Linked DNA regions of Homo sapiens: all the other regions are linked to region 2. The links are chromatin contacts, found by Hi-C or POLR2A ChIA-PET in ENCODE. All regions are on one chromosome and are shown on one strand. The core of a region is the stretch at or near the end of the contact, and the rest is flanking DNA. Distances in the headings are between cores, read along the strand shown.

The links. Hi-C counts contacts between places; a loop is a spot of excess contacts on that map. ChIA-PET counts read pairs that join two places held with the same protein, here RNA polymerase II (POLR2A). Pooled maps may share reads with other maps.
Region 1: a pooled map shows a loop between it and region 2 (6-fold over the local background). The contact joins two enhancer-like sites. A Hi-C loop is called at or near these places in 1 of 37 single-sample maps with no recorded cell type and 4 of 50 pooled maps. POLR2A ChIA-PET finds 5 or more read pairs at or near these places in 1 of 52 experiments (IMR-90).
Region 3: a loop to region 2 is called in a pooled map, with 5 times the contacts of the local background. The contact joins the promoter of BCLAF3 here to the enhancer-like site in region 2. A Hi-C loop is called at or near these places in 4 of 50 pooled maps. POLR2A ChIA-PET finds 5 or more read pairs at or near these places in 2 of 52 experiments (OCI-LY7 and naive thymus-derived CD8-positive, alpha-beta T cell).

The regions. Positions count from the first base shown.
Region 1 is chrX:20,065,770-20,070,576 of GRCh38, forward strand. The region is part of intron 1 of MAP7D2 (MAP7 domain containing 2); the gene reads right to left. Among named protein-coding and RNA genes, the nearest start is that of MAP7D2, 49 kb to the right of the region's middle. Within about 2 kb of position 2,047, at least 4 of the 41 ENCODE cell types and tissues checked have a DNase peak (open chromatin) inside an H3K27ac peak, as active enhancers do.
Region 2 is chrX:19,624,814-19,629,454 of GRCh38, forward strand. The region is part of intron 8 of SH3KBP1 (SH3 domain containing kinase binding protein 1); the gene reads right to left. Among named protein-coding and RNA genes, the nearest start is that of MAP3K15, 110 kb to the left of the region's middle. RefSeq lists an enhancer at 343-1,542. Within about 2 kb of position 2,443, at least 5 of the 41 ENCODE cell types and tissues checked have a DNase peak (open chromatin) inside an H3K27ac peak, as active enhancers do.
Region 3 is chrX:19,988,593-19,993,075 of GRCh38, forward strand. BCLAF3 (BCLAF1 and THRAP3 family member 3) reads right to left here and starts at 2,469. Exons shown (of 12, transcript NM_001367774.2): 1 at 2,316-2,469. It overlaps LOC729609 (a long non-coding RNA gene), which reads right to left and starts at 1,187. Exons shown (of 2, transcript NR_024440.1): 1 at 1,094-1,187. RefSeq lists silencers at 1,852-2,221, 2,292-2,341, 2,382-2,811.

The sequences.
Region 1 (4,807 bases), core at 797-3,296, 440 kb after region 2:
CCAACCAACCCCTGCAGAACCCTAAAGGGCTTTCTAAACAAAAGATTAAATGGATCTTCATGATCATTTTAGGATTACAAATAATTTACTGCACTCTGTTACAACTGGACCCAGTATATTATGTATATAATATTTAAGCACACCATTCTTTTTTTTTTTTTTTTGAGACGGAGTCTCGCTCTGTCGCCCAGGCCGGACTGCGGACTGCAGTGGTGCAATCTCGGCTCACTGCAAGCTCCGCTTCCCGGGTTCACGCCATTCTCCTGCCTCAGCCTCCCGAGTAGCTGGGACTACAGGCGCCCGCCACCGCGCCCGGCTAATTTTTTGTATTTTTAGTAGAGACGGGGTTTCACCTTGTTAGCCAGGATGGTCTCGATCTCCTGACCTCATGATCCACCCGCCTCGGCCTCCCAAAGAAGCACACCATTCTTTAGAAGTCAGCTTTCATGTTAATATAACCAGGTTCACTTCCCCAGCATCTGTGCCTTCCTCTCTGGGAGCATCACAAGTTGGCATCATAGTGTGCCTTGCTGCCACAGCAACCTGTGCTTCTTCTAAGGAGGTTCCTGCTGCTGTCCAGGAGGGAGGCCTGAAGGCCTGGCCCACAGTGTAGGCAGTGGGAATGAGGAAGGGGGATGGCGTGACAAACACTGGATTGTCATGATTCCCCACATACATCTGGTTTTGCAGCCTAGATTAAATATCAGGGATATTAAAATGAGATAAGTACTAGAAAAATCCAAGTGCCATTCTTCATTTTGTTTTTGGTCATCTCTTAATCATTATGACACTATCAACAATATGAACGTCATCAAAAATTTAAAGGCCAACTCCTCAGCTCATTCCAGCCACCCCGCAATCTGACTCCAAACTCTTTTCCCAACTTTACCTCAGCACTGCCCTTTCTCCCATGCACCTTCTAGCTCATGCCATCCTTTATTCTACCCTGCTCCATCTGTTTAAACCCTGCCCATCTTCAAGACCCCCACTGTCCCCCAGCCCTATGATGCTCTGTGCTCCCACATGGTTTGAGGACTCTTATTCTGCTCTCTCTGTAACTCAGTCTCCCCTGGTGTGTTCCAGAGCCATGTGTGGCTGATGCAACTCTGGGTCTATACAGCTCCGGCCACTGTCCCCTTACATGGTGGCACCAATGCATGCACACAATGCTCAGAGGCAGGTGTGAAGTTAGTGGAAGGGGAACAAGCATAGAAAATCAAGTTTCTTTTTTCTCTAAACACAGTCAGGTTCTAGTGTCTACCTCAAGAGTCTGATTAATAAGAATTAGTTCTGTGTGAAAAGTTACAAAGAAAAGCCTAGGACGCCTAGACAGACGCTCTCATTGGCACCTACACAAACTCACCCACCCAGGCAGGGCCTGAACCTAGCTCTGTACTGCCCATGCTGCCCTCTAGGTGTTCATGGGCCTGCTCCGTATCTAAAGTAAGCCTGAAAATGGCTGAAAGCGCTCTTCAAACAGAGGGAAAAAAGAAAAACAGAGAAGAAAAAGGGCCAAACACACTTGAAACTGCCCACATTACCTTGAGGCTTTACAGAGGCTGCTTGTTCCACAGACATGCATGATTTTAGGCTGCCCTCTCATGGACACACATGAGAGTCACACCTTCAAATCATCTTTCCAGAAAATCTTTATTATCATGCTCACAGTCATCATCACCAGCATCATCATAATAAGAGGTAATAACTGAGCAGTTCCCAAGGACAAAGTGCACTGCTCAGACTTTCTCAGCCCAACCACCCTATGATGACAGAGGTGCTGTGATGATCCTTGTCTTACAGGTGTAGAAACAGAGGCACTTGAAGCCAGATTCCAATGCAAGAAACTGGCTTCAGGACCCACTTTAAAAACCATTAAATTTTTTTTTCCTAATCTCTCACATCTGGCGGAAAGGACCCACATTCTCAGTTACCGCTTTTCTGTGCTGCTTCCCTGGCACGGGAAGAAATGTAACACCTTAGTCTTAGTGCTGTAACGAAGTGATGCATGCAGGGAACAAATCTTAACCTGGCCCCAAGAATGAGCTTGCAAATCTAAAGAGAAGTCAAGTGTGACTCATTAGAGCAGTATGAAGTAAGCAGTACTGTGAGCCAAGCGCTGGCCCAGCTGGACACAGATGTGGCTCCTGTCCAGGCAGGCTAATTAGCAGCTTCCTCCTCACACTAGTGGTTTGAAAATGTTTGCTCAGCAATGTTTTAGGGCTGATGCTGGGTGGGGAAGGGGTTACAGAGGACCCTGGGGGAAGCTGTAAGGCCTCTCCTTGCTCATGCCACAATGCATGGCCGTCTCTTTCTTTTTTAAATTCAGTTTTATCCCACTGAAAGGGGTGGAGTGACTCAAACAGCCCAACATGGGCAATGTGGAATCTCTGTGTTCATTTGGTAGCCATGAGCTATACATGGCTATTTAAATTTCATATCAAAATTAAGTACAGTTACAGTTCAGTTCTTTAGTCACACTGGGCACACTTTAGGCGCTTAATAGCCACATGTGGCTGGCGGTTACCACCCTGCAGTGAGAAGCCTGGCAGCTCCCTCCTGTGATTCTCTCTCTGCACGTCTAGCTGCTCTGGGGCACATGTGGATAAGGAAGTCTGAGTTCAGTCGGGATTGAGATTTACTGGATGAGTAAAGCTTCTTCCACACAGCATCTGCTTCTTCTGCTTAATTGTTGAGCAAACATTTTGAGAATATCCATTCCAAGAGAAGCCAAATTAACTCATCTCCAGCTTCCACCTTCTGACTCTACATGTTTCTCCCAAAGGCTGTCAAAAAGCCCTTGAGCTCATTCCGAGGTAAGGAGGGCTGGAGCACAAACCATGGCCTCTAACAAATAAACCAGTTATTACCAAAACACAGCCAGATTTAAACCAGAGGAATTGAGGTAGATTACTGTGAACACTAACACCAGGAGATGCCCTCTAAAGACACAGTGTATCCAAGAAGTAATGCTTGATATGGTTTGGCTCTGTGTCCCCACCCAAATCTCATCTTGAATTGTACTCCCATAATTCCCAGGTGTTGTGGGAGGGAACTGGTGGGAGATAATTTCAATCATGGGGGCAGTATTCCCCATACTGTTCTCATGGTAGTGAATAAGTCTCACGAGATCTGATGATTTTATTTCTGCGTTTGCATCTTCCTCATTTTCTCTTGCCGCTGCCATGTAAGAAATGCCTTTCGCCTCCCTCCATGATTCTGAGGCCTCCCCAGCCATTTGGAACTCTAAGTCCAATTAAACCTCCTTTTCTTCCCAGTCTTGGATATGTCTTTATCAGCAGTGTGAAAATAGACTAATACAGTGCTGAATTCAGTTCCAAAAGAAAGTCTTTATGTATGGCCTGAAATCCTAAAATGTCTAACTTTCCTACCCAATCATCCTTTGTCCATGTGCCCTATTTGTGTGCATTTATCATCTTTTTTTTATCTTTTTGAGACAGGATATCACTCTGTTGGTTGCCCAAACTGGAGTACAGTGGCACGATCATTGCTCACTGCAGCCTCCAACTCTTGGGCTTAAGTGATCCTCCCACCTCAGCCTCCCACGTAGCTGGAACCACAGGTATGTGCCACCATGCCTGGCTAATTTTTTTATTTTTCAGTAGAGACAAGGTCTCCCTATGTTGCCCAGGCTGATGTTGGAACTCCTAGGCTAAAGCAATCTTCCTGCCTCAGCCTCCTAAAGTGCTGAGATTACAGGCATGAGCCACAGTCTATGGCCATCTCTTTCTTTTTTTAAAACCAGGGACCCAGTTTTACCTTTGAACTCCATAAGAACTTATGGAGAACAGATCCATGCCTACATGCTTGCCAGGGGTTGAGAGGGTAGGGGTGGGAGGGAAGTGGATGTCTATAAAAGGCATCATGAAATGTACTCTGTCTTGATTGTATCAGTGGTAACATTTTAGTTGTGATACTGTTCTATAGTTTTGTAGGATACTACCACTGGGGGAAACCAGGTAAAGGGTACATGGGCTCTCTCTGTAATTTTTTTTTTTTTTTTTTTGAGACAGGGTTTCACTCTGTCACCCAGGCTGGAGTGCAGTGGCACAATCAGCTCACTGCAGCCTCGAACTCCTGGGCCCAAGCAATCCTCTCACCTCAGCCTCCCATGTAGCTGGGACTACAGGCATGTGTCACCATGCTTGGCTTTTTCTTTTCTTTCTCTTTTTTCTTTTTGAGACGGAGTCTCGCTCTGTTGCCCAGGCTGGAGTGCAGTGGTGCGATCTTGGCTCACTGCAACCTCCGCCTCCCGGGCTCAAGCGATTGTCCTGCCTCAGCCTCCTGAGGAGCTGGGATTATAGGCATGCGCCACCACGCCTGGTTAACTTTTGTATTTTTAGTAGAGACGGGGTTTCACCATGTTGGTCAAGCTAGTCTCAAACTCCTGACCTCGTAATCTGCCCACCTCGGCCTCCCAAAGTGCTGGGATTAAAGGCATGAGCCACCGCGCCTGGCCTCGGCAATTTTTTTCTTATTTATTTATTTATTTATTTATTTATTTATTTATTTATTTGTAGAGATGCAGTCTCACTATGTTGCCCAGGCTGATCTTGAACTCCTGGCCTCAAGTGGTCCTCCTGCCTCAGCCTCCCAAAATGTTGGGATTACAGGCATTAGCCACTGCACCCAGCCTATAATATTTCTTATAGCTGCGTGTGGATTGACAATGACCTCAAAATACAAAAGTTTAATTATTTTTTAAAAAAATCTGGCCCAAATGTGAAGCCCTGGGAAGGACCTAAAGGGGATACCCTCTCAGAGATGCCCTACCCAGGAGAAGGACAAA
Region 2 (4,641 bases), core at 1,193-3,692:
TCTATGACATCAATGACTCATTTGCTCAACACTGACATTTTCCAAATGTCTGTAAACCCAGATGATCCCAGACCTATGCTTAACTTCTTCATTCACTCATAAAACATGTCTGTCTAATGGGTCTGTCAGCATGTCATCATCTTCAGGGTGACACGTGCTAATTTACTCCTCACCCTTGGAACCACATTTAATCCTACCATTTGAGCTCTGCTAAAAGCTTCAGCAGTTCAGAGAGAAAGGGTCAGGGCCAGCAATCGATTTAGCTGATCGGCTTTCTTCCTGCCAAGCTAAGGATCTTGCTTGAGATTCCTGAGGCTGCTTCTCTTTGTGAAGGCAACCTTATTTTCCTGTGGGGTGGGAAGCAAGGAAGTCTGAAAACATTTTTCTCATGAATACATGTTTTAGTTCATTAATGAATTAATGGGAGGGAGGCAGGAAGGGGAAATAAACATTAGAACAAAAAAAATAACAGAGTTGATCACAGAATGTCTTAGGAAGGGCCTCAGGACTCCCGCCTGCATTTTTTTTTGCCCCCCGACAGCGAGTGGAAAGCTAAGTGGCAACCAGGCTAGGAAGAAAAGAGGAAGGCAAAATACTCTGGGCATGGGAAGAAACTGGAAGAAAGCAGTTGGGGAGGCAGGCCTCAGGCACAAAAAGAACCAATGTCAACCCTGAGCTGAACTCATCATTCCCTCTGCATGGACCATCATTTCACTCTTTTAGAGGTGGCAGTGGACTCCTACAGTCATGGATGATCCAGAAACCACCACAGTGATGTCCTGACCCTAACAGATCGGAAACATAGATTTCAAAACGCGAGCATCAGCAACAAAGGATGGGGTGATGGCATGGTAATACTGTTTTTCTGCTAAGTAACAATGATAATGTCATTACCTTACAAAGGAAACTCCACAGACACTTGCCCTGGATATCCAGTAACAATGAGGACTCTCAATGAGTAGACAAGAGTCACCTCTGGAAGTGACTCAGCCCCACAGGAAACACGAACTCCACCCGCAGTTACCACCTTGCCCAGCCCCCAAGTTCCAAGAGCACTTGGCCCAGGGTCAGCAGATGCCTCTGACCTGGCTCTGCCACTGACTTGCTGGGAGTCCCTCGGGAAAGCTGCTTCAGCACTCTGGGCCTCTGCTCCTCCTTTGTAATCTGCAGAGAACACGCATGGTCCCACCTAATTCCCGGGGTTGCTGTGAAGATGAGGGGAAATGCTGAGCTCCGGGGAGACTCCTGAGGAAAGGGGAATGGTGATGATGGTCCCGGGCTCTTGCTGCCAGTGGTTCAGAATCCTGTGCTGGGAAGCTGTGGTCCTGGAGAAAGATCTAGCTATCATTAAGTTAATTAAATGTTCAACTGTTGTCTGGGACAGGAGGGAGGAAAACATATTGAGGTAGAGATGAAAAGGAGCGGTTCTAACTGTGCCCTCACAGCATGTCTAGCTCCAAATACTTGGGGTCCCTACAAAGAAGCAAAATTCCTGGTTTGAATTTTTGGCTTACCATTGTATTCCAGCATTTTGCACAGCTCCTGGCACACCATAAATATTCTTCGATGTATGAATGAATGAATGAATGAATGAATGAATGAGTGAACGAACATTGTGAGGGGAAGAGGACAGGGTGCAAATTAAAATTGTTGTCAATAATCTTCAGTGGATAATCCTCATGGTCCAAGGAAAGATGACTGTACTACTGTGTTGGGGATGCCACTAACCGTCTTTAGCTAATATTCTGGGTCCCCTCTTTTTTGTGGTTTGGGGGACAGGGTCTCACTCTGTCCCCTAGGCCTGAGTGCAGTGGCACAATTATGGCTCACTGCAGCCTCAACCTCCTGGGCTCAGGCAACCCTCCCGCCTCAGCCTCCCAAGTAGCTGGAACTATAGGAACACAACACCACACCTGGCTAATTTTTGTATTTTTTGGTGAAGATGGGGTTTCACCATGTTGTTCAGGCTGGTCTCAAACTCCCAGGCTCAAGTGATCCTCCCGTCTCAGCCACTCAAACTGCTAGGATTAGAGACGGGAGCCACTGAGCCCGGCCTGGGTCCCCTCTTTCTCTAGGGTGTGTCTATCAGTTTCCTTCCATGAACATTAATGCTAGCTAATATTGCTTCCGTTCCCTTCCCTCCATCTCTACGACTCCACGATTTTGACCAATAACGTTAGCTTTCTAAGCGTTCATCTTGATGTCATCAAATAGGCTTAAAACAATGAAGACAGGGAGGTTGGGTATGCTTAAGGGTCAAAGACACAACTACCCAAGGAAGCCTGTTTGATAAGAAACACCTAAAGGTCCTTGTTTACAATAGGGTCACAGAGGAAGCCTTTCCTCCTAGGTTAGTGGGAGCTGTGAGGAATGGCTGTTGCTCTGAGGCCAGGAGGCTGTTGGCCAAGAGTGGGAACATGGCCACTCTCCACAGCTGGGCTCATTCTGCCCCAAGCGGCAGCGGCCACAGCGTGGGACACCTTCCAATGGCCATCTCACCCTTGCAGCTGAGCCCTGGCATAGCTCCTGCCAAGCTGCCCTCAGCCCTTCTCCAGGAAGCTTCTCCAGTTGGGATGAGACCCAGAAGCTTCGGAACCTTTTCAAACACACTCTGAGCACAAATCAGGAAGGCAGGGATGGGGGTGGCAGGAACACAGACACGGGAGTTATTTTTGAGTGACTGGAAATAAAAGCTAAACACAGGTGTGTTCTGCACGAGTGGAAATGTTCCTAAATTCACAAGAATTCTTTATAAATAAACTAGAAAACAAACCATTCAGGTTGCCACATTTCCTCCTGGCTTCCAGGGACATACAGAAATAGTTTGGGTCTTTGCACATTATTTCAGGAACTGCAGAGGGCTTATACACACCCACTAAAGGTGTCTGACTCATTTTCTAGAAAGCCACATGAACTGACAATCTGGGGCTAAAAATGAGGGCAAAGCCTGCTCTGTGACTCCTGCTACAGCACAGAAAAGCAGGGCAAAGGGAAACCACCTTCAATGATACCAAAGTAAATGTCAGAGGAATTCGGGGTCTATCAGGAACCTCTACGGCGAACACAGAATTTAGAGAACAGCAGTTCAGGTCTTTCACCTCAACTCCTACATCCAATAAATATGCGTATCAGAATGCATATTAAACAGATCATGGTGAAACCATTCATTTTATAATAGCAATAGTATACAATCATCTCAATGAACTTCTGGGCGATTCCTAACTTAGAGGAAGAGTAACAATCTTCTATAATGTCAGCAGGGTTTTACAGGCTCCGACTCCATTCTTCCCACTTTCAGCAAGCAAAATATTTATGGCATGTTTTCTTTCCAAATTCTTGCTAAAATCTCCTCCACTGTGAACACTTAACTATTTTAGGTGGATTTTTCACCATTTTAACCTACTTAACGTCATGGCATTCCAGCCTCAGCAGCAAACTGGGCTCAGACACAACAGCCCTTCCATTCCCACTTCCAGGGCCCAAGAAAGAGCAGCCAGGGTTGGGTGACAATTCCTAGAATTATGGGTGCCACTGACAGACTCCTCCCTGCCAGAGTAAATCCTCGCAGCAGCCCTGTGAGGTCAGCTTTATGGCCCTTGCTTTATGGCTGAGGAAACTCAGACTCAGAGGGGGTAAGCAACATGCCCGAAAAGACACAGCCAGGAACAGTGGAGCTGGGATTCAAACCCTGGTTCTGGGAGCTGGTAGCCTACATGGCACTTGTCATCTGAACACACCGCTTCCGGCAAACTGGAATGCTAGGTTAAGGCTGGCAGGCATTTTATGGAAATAAAAGTAAAAATCTGCACAAGCACAGGATAGCAAGAGATTTGATTTCCCAGCAGGTTGTATAAAAAAATAATAAAAGCAAAATGATAGAGCACAAAGGATTTTCTTAAGCAGCAAGCTCTAAAATGGGCCCAAGCAGCATGAGTTAAGACTGGCTGTGTGATTAGCTATCCAAAAAAACCCAGCAAACTGGAAGCCGGGTGCAGTGGCTAGGCCGGCTGCAGTGGCTCACGCCTGTAATCACAGCACTTTGGGAGGCTGAGGCGCGTGGATCACTTGAGGTCAGGAGTTCAAGACCAGCCTGAGCAACATGGTAAAACCCCGTCTCTACTAGAAATACAAAAATTAGCCAGGCATGATTTACTGTACAGGCACACACCTGTAATCCCAGCTACTCAGGAGGCTGAGGTGGGAGAATCGCACGAACCTGGGAGGTGGAAGTTGCAGTGAGCCGAGATCACACGATTGCACTCCAGCCTGGGCGACAGAGTGAGACCCTGTCTCAAAAACAAAATAAAGCAAAACAAACAAAAAATAGCAATGTGGGTAGGCAGAGGGCATCTCGGGCATCAGGAACATGGTCTGAGTCAAGTTAGTGAGGACACATAAGCAGGAGGGGGATATACGGGGGGTACCTGCAGAACAGCCACATGGACCAAGGCCACCAAGACAGACTGAGGTCAGGACGGGTGAAGGAGTGCTAGGATCATCTATCTGGATTTTACAATAAAGAAAAAGAAAGTTACTAAAGATTTTGATTGGTGCAGAAGGGTAAGTGAGCACAGCAGTGTTAGAGAATGACAAAAAGAAGGGGCTGAGGTGCTAGGGATGAAGTGGGTAGGGGACACTGGA
Region 3 (4,483 bases), core at 1,219-3,718, 360 kb after region 2:
GAGACACTGTCTCTATTTAAAAATAATAAATTAAAAATAATTTTTAAAAATACCAACAAGACAAAGTGTGTCTAAATGTACTTTCCAGGAATGTTTCAACTGACCCTTAAAATAATCCTTAAGAAAAGTAAGGCAACTGTATTATAACCCCTAATGCATCACTGAGGAAAGAGTACCTTAGAAAAGTTAAGTGACTTGTTCAAGATAATCAGATATACTGGATTTCAAGGGGATCCTAACTTTAAATCTCTTGTTTGTTCTATTACGCCTTTGCCTCACCTAGATAAGCTTTCTTTACCAAAATAGTAAAGGCGCAATAAAAGATGAGAAGCTGAAGTGCTATCAACAAATAAGAAAAAAGTGATGACTAGAGAGGGGTAGTTGTACTTGGTTGGAGAGTACAAGTATGGCTCAAAAGTATTCCTATAGAAATCCCTTTAAATGTTGCCTTTTGCTAGGGTGTGGGTAAGGACACTCACAGATTGTTGGTAGGAGTGCAAAACAGCATATCCTTTCCAGAGGGAAATTGAGCAATTCACATTAAAAAAAAAAAAACCCTTATGTGCATACTCTGCCCAATAATTCTATCATCTAGGAATGTACACTTAGAAAGTAATCATGGGCCGGGCGCGGTGGCTCACACCTGTAATCCCAGCACTTTGCGAGGCCGAGGCGGGCAGATCGCTGGAGGTCAGGAGTTTGAGACCAGCCTGGCAAATATGGTGAAACCCCATCTCTACTAAAAATACAAAAATTAGCCGGGCATGGTGGCACACGCCTGTAGTCCCAGCTACTCGGGAGGCTGACACAGGGGAATCACTTGAACCCAGGAGGTGGAGGTTGCAGTGAGCCGAGATCGTGCCACTACACTCCAGCCTGGGCGACAGAGTGAGATTCGAAAGTAATCATAGATATGCGGACTTTTACATTTACCCAACAATGTATTTTAATAGGGAAGAACTGAGAATGACCAATGAAATAAATTATAATATTACAGCCATATAATGGCATGCTATCTAGTCAGAAAAAGATAATTACAAAAGAGAATTCACTTTAGAAAAACTCATGTATTAAGCTCTGCATAGAAAAAGACTGGAGGTGTATAACCACATTCACAATGGTTACTTGGAATGGGGAAACCATATTCACCATGGTTACTTGGAACTTGGAATAGTGAAACAACGTATCTTCATTGTGATTTCTATCTTAGAAATGTGTATAAATGGCTAAATGTTCCTATATATAAAAATGTTTCTAATAAGACGTTTTAAAGGTTTCTTGGGGGTGACTGAAACAGCTGTGATTTCAAAATAAAATTTTAGTAGCCATTTAAAAAAAACATTAAAAATAAAACATTGCTATACCATTACCATTAAAATACCAATGAAAAATAAAGTCCTCGTTATGAATCTGCAGCAAAACCTTTCTTTTCAAATTCTGCTCTGTCGTTTGGACCTGTTCACATTCAGAAAAATGCTAAAAAGGCTGCCTGGCGAGGAGCCTAAAGAGGCCTTCCTGATTTCTACCTGCAGTTTGTAATTTGTTCCAGGAAAAAAAAAAAAAAAAAAAAAGGCAATCACCTAATAGGTAGTTCGAAAAGCACCTGAGTAGGAAAATATTTACGGGGTAGGTTTCTCTCCCATTTCTTTCCCTCGAGACCTACCAACAGGACAGTCCTGACAGCGACTGGCCCAGTTTCCCAATACAACCCAGAGAAGCACAGGAGATGCGCCAATTTTCAGGAGACGCTTCTAAAAAGACAAGTTTTACTTTACAATGCAGGATAATGAGCAGCCTTCACTACTCATTCTCGACGTTAACAGAGGAAGATGCCGCTGCGCGGCAGGAGCGCCTCACCAGGACAAAGCGGGGTACGGGGGGGTCCTCGGTTCAGGCCCCGCAGGCGACGCGTCCAGGGCCGCCTCGAGGACAAGGGCACCGTCCCCGGACACCGCCTTCCCGGCCCCCGCCCTCTTAACAGATGCAGGGAACCGCGGGGACCGCAACCTGCCCGACGACGGCGGAGGATCAGGGTCGCGGCAGCAGGTGCCCGGGTCGCCGTGCCTGTCGAGGGACCTCAGGGGCGCCGGGCAGCTGTCCCCTGGAAACCCGCGCCGGGTCGCCGCGCCCAAGGGAAGGCGCTGACCGAGGGACCTACGGGGCGCAGAGGAGCTGTCCCAACAGAACCCGAGTCGGACCGCCGCATCCTCCCCGCTGCCCCATCCGCCACCCCGAGAACCGCCCCTCCTGGGTGGCGGACACGCCCTCCCTGCGGGCCCAGGCCTCCTCGCCCCGCCTCCCCCCGAGCCGCTCACCCGGCCGGGAAGCCCCCGCCGCCGCCGCCGCCGCCGCCGCCGCCGCCGCCGCCGCCGCCGCCGCCGGCCCCTCGGGCCTCGCCCCTCACTCTGCCGCCGCCTCCCACAGCAGCGACACCCCAGCCACCTCTGCCGGGCCGCGGGACCCGGAACCACTTCCTTCCGGAACCGCCTCGCCCCGCCCCCACCCCGGCCCCGCCCACTGCTCGCGGCCTCGCACTGGGCCCGTTCTCCAGCCGACCCCTATCCTCTACTCTCCCGGCGAGGGTGCCCCGCCCGGGCTTCTCGGACCAGAGCGCTGCGCCCCCTGCCGGCCGTTCCCACTGCGGCCGCTCTGTCCAGGGCGCCTGCGCCCTCTGCCACCCGCCCGCCGGGTCCGGCTAGAGCGCCTGCGCCCTCTGCCGCCCTCTCGCCGGAAAGGAGGGGACCTAATGGGCGTTCCAGGTCCAGGGATCCTGGGGGTTAAGGCCCAGGGATTGGAGGTCACCCCTCAGTCATGGGCAGAACTTGATCCCGTGGGCCTTCCAGCTTTGTGCAGATCTCTAACCATTCACCTACCCTCTATCCATTTCCCACTCCTCAAATTAAGCATATTCCCGGAAAACAAAGCCTCCCCTCTGGACTTCCCAAATGGTCGGATGGTACCAACATCTATCCGTCATCCAATTCAAAAGATTGCCTCATCTCTGTCTACTCGCTTGGTTTCTCCCCTCCCACACTCCATGCACCAGCCTCAAAGGTAGTGTGTCTTCTTCACTCTTGAAGCTTTCCGCTTGACACTGATATTCTTTCTTCCCCTTGTGAAATAGCTCTTTCAGGCTCTGTGCCATCTGGTAGTAACACCTTTTGCCCTCCCTTGTCACTGTCACCTACTGACTGTCTGGCATTAGTTTTCCTCTCCATCTGATTTACTGCCATCCTCCCAATGAATCCAACATCCACAACCCAGCCTGGTTTCCTTCAGTTCCTCAATCCGAATGACCTTTACTTCTACTTTGTTCACCCGTAGTCTAGAAAATCTAGATATTCATCACTTGATACTGCTCCATCTCTAAAACCTTAAATGTTGAAATCCCACTACCCAACTTAAACCCATAGCCTTTGACTACAACCACTTTTTTATTTTTACTTATTTATTTATTTTGAGACAGAATCTCTGTCACCCATGCTGGAGTGCAGTGGTGTGATCTCGGTTCACTGCAACCTCTGCCTCCCGGGTTCAAGTGATTCTCCTGCCTCAGCCTCCTGAGTAGCTGGGATTACAGGCTGCGCCACCATGCCCGGCTAATTTTTTTTTTTTTTTTAGTAGAGACAGGGTTTCCCCATGTCGGCCAGGCTGGTCTCGAACTCCTGACCTCAGGTGATCCTCCCGCCTCAGCCTCCCAGAGTGCTGAGATTACAGGCGTGAGCCACAGCGCACGGCCTATTTATTTATTTAGAGATAGAGTCTGGCTCTTGTCACCCAGGCTGGAGTGCAGTGGTGCGATCTCGGCTCACTGCAACCTCTGCCTCCCAGGTTCAAGTGATCCTCCTGCCTCAGCCTCCTGAGTAGCTGGGATTACAGGTGTGCGCCACCATGCCCGGCTAATTTTTGTATTTTTAGTAGAGACGGGGTTTCACCATGTTGGCCAGGCTGGTCTCAAACTCCTGATCTCAAGTGATCCGCCTGTCTCAGCCTCTCAAAGTGCTGGGATGACAGGCATGAGCCACCGCGTCCCGGCCTTTTTTTGTTGTTTTTTTTTTTAAGAGTCAGGGGTCTCACTTGGTCGTGGTCCTGGCTGGAGTACAGTGGCATAATCATAGCTCACTGTAACCTCAAACTCCTGGGCTCAAGTGACACTCCTGCCTCAGCCTCTAGAGTAGCTGTTGCAACAGACGTGCACCACCATGCCCAGCTAATTAAAAAAAAAATTTTTTTTTGTAGAGACAGGGTTTCGCCATGTTGCCCAGGCTGTTCTGGAACTTCTAGGCTCAAGTGATCCTGCTGCCTCGGCCTCCCTAAGTGTTGGGATTACAGGCAGGAGCCACTGTGCCCAGCCTTCAACCACTCTTGTAAGCAGAGCCCCCTGCTTTGCCCTTTGACTTGTCCTAACATTAAACTACCACTTAAAACTCCAGTCTGCATTTTCCATTCCTACGTCTACATTTCCAAACACTGCTTGGGCGGG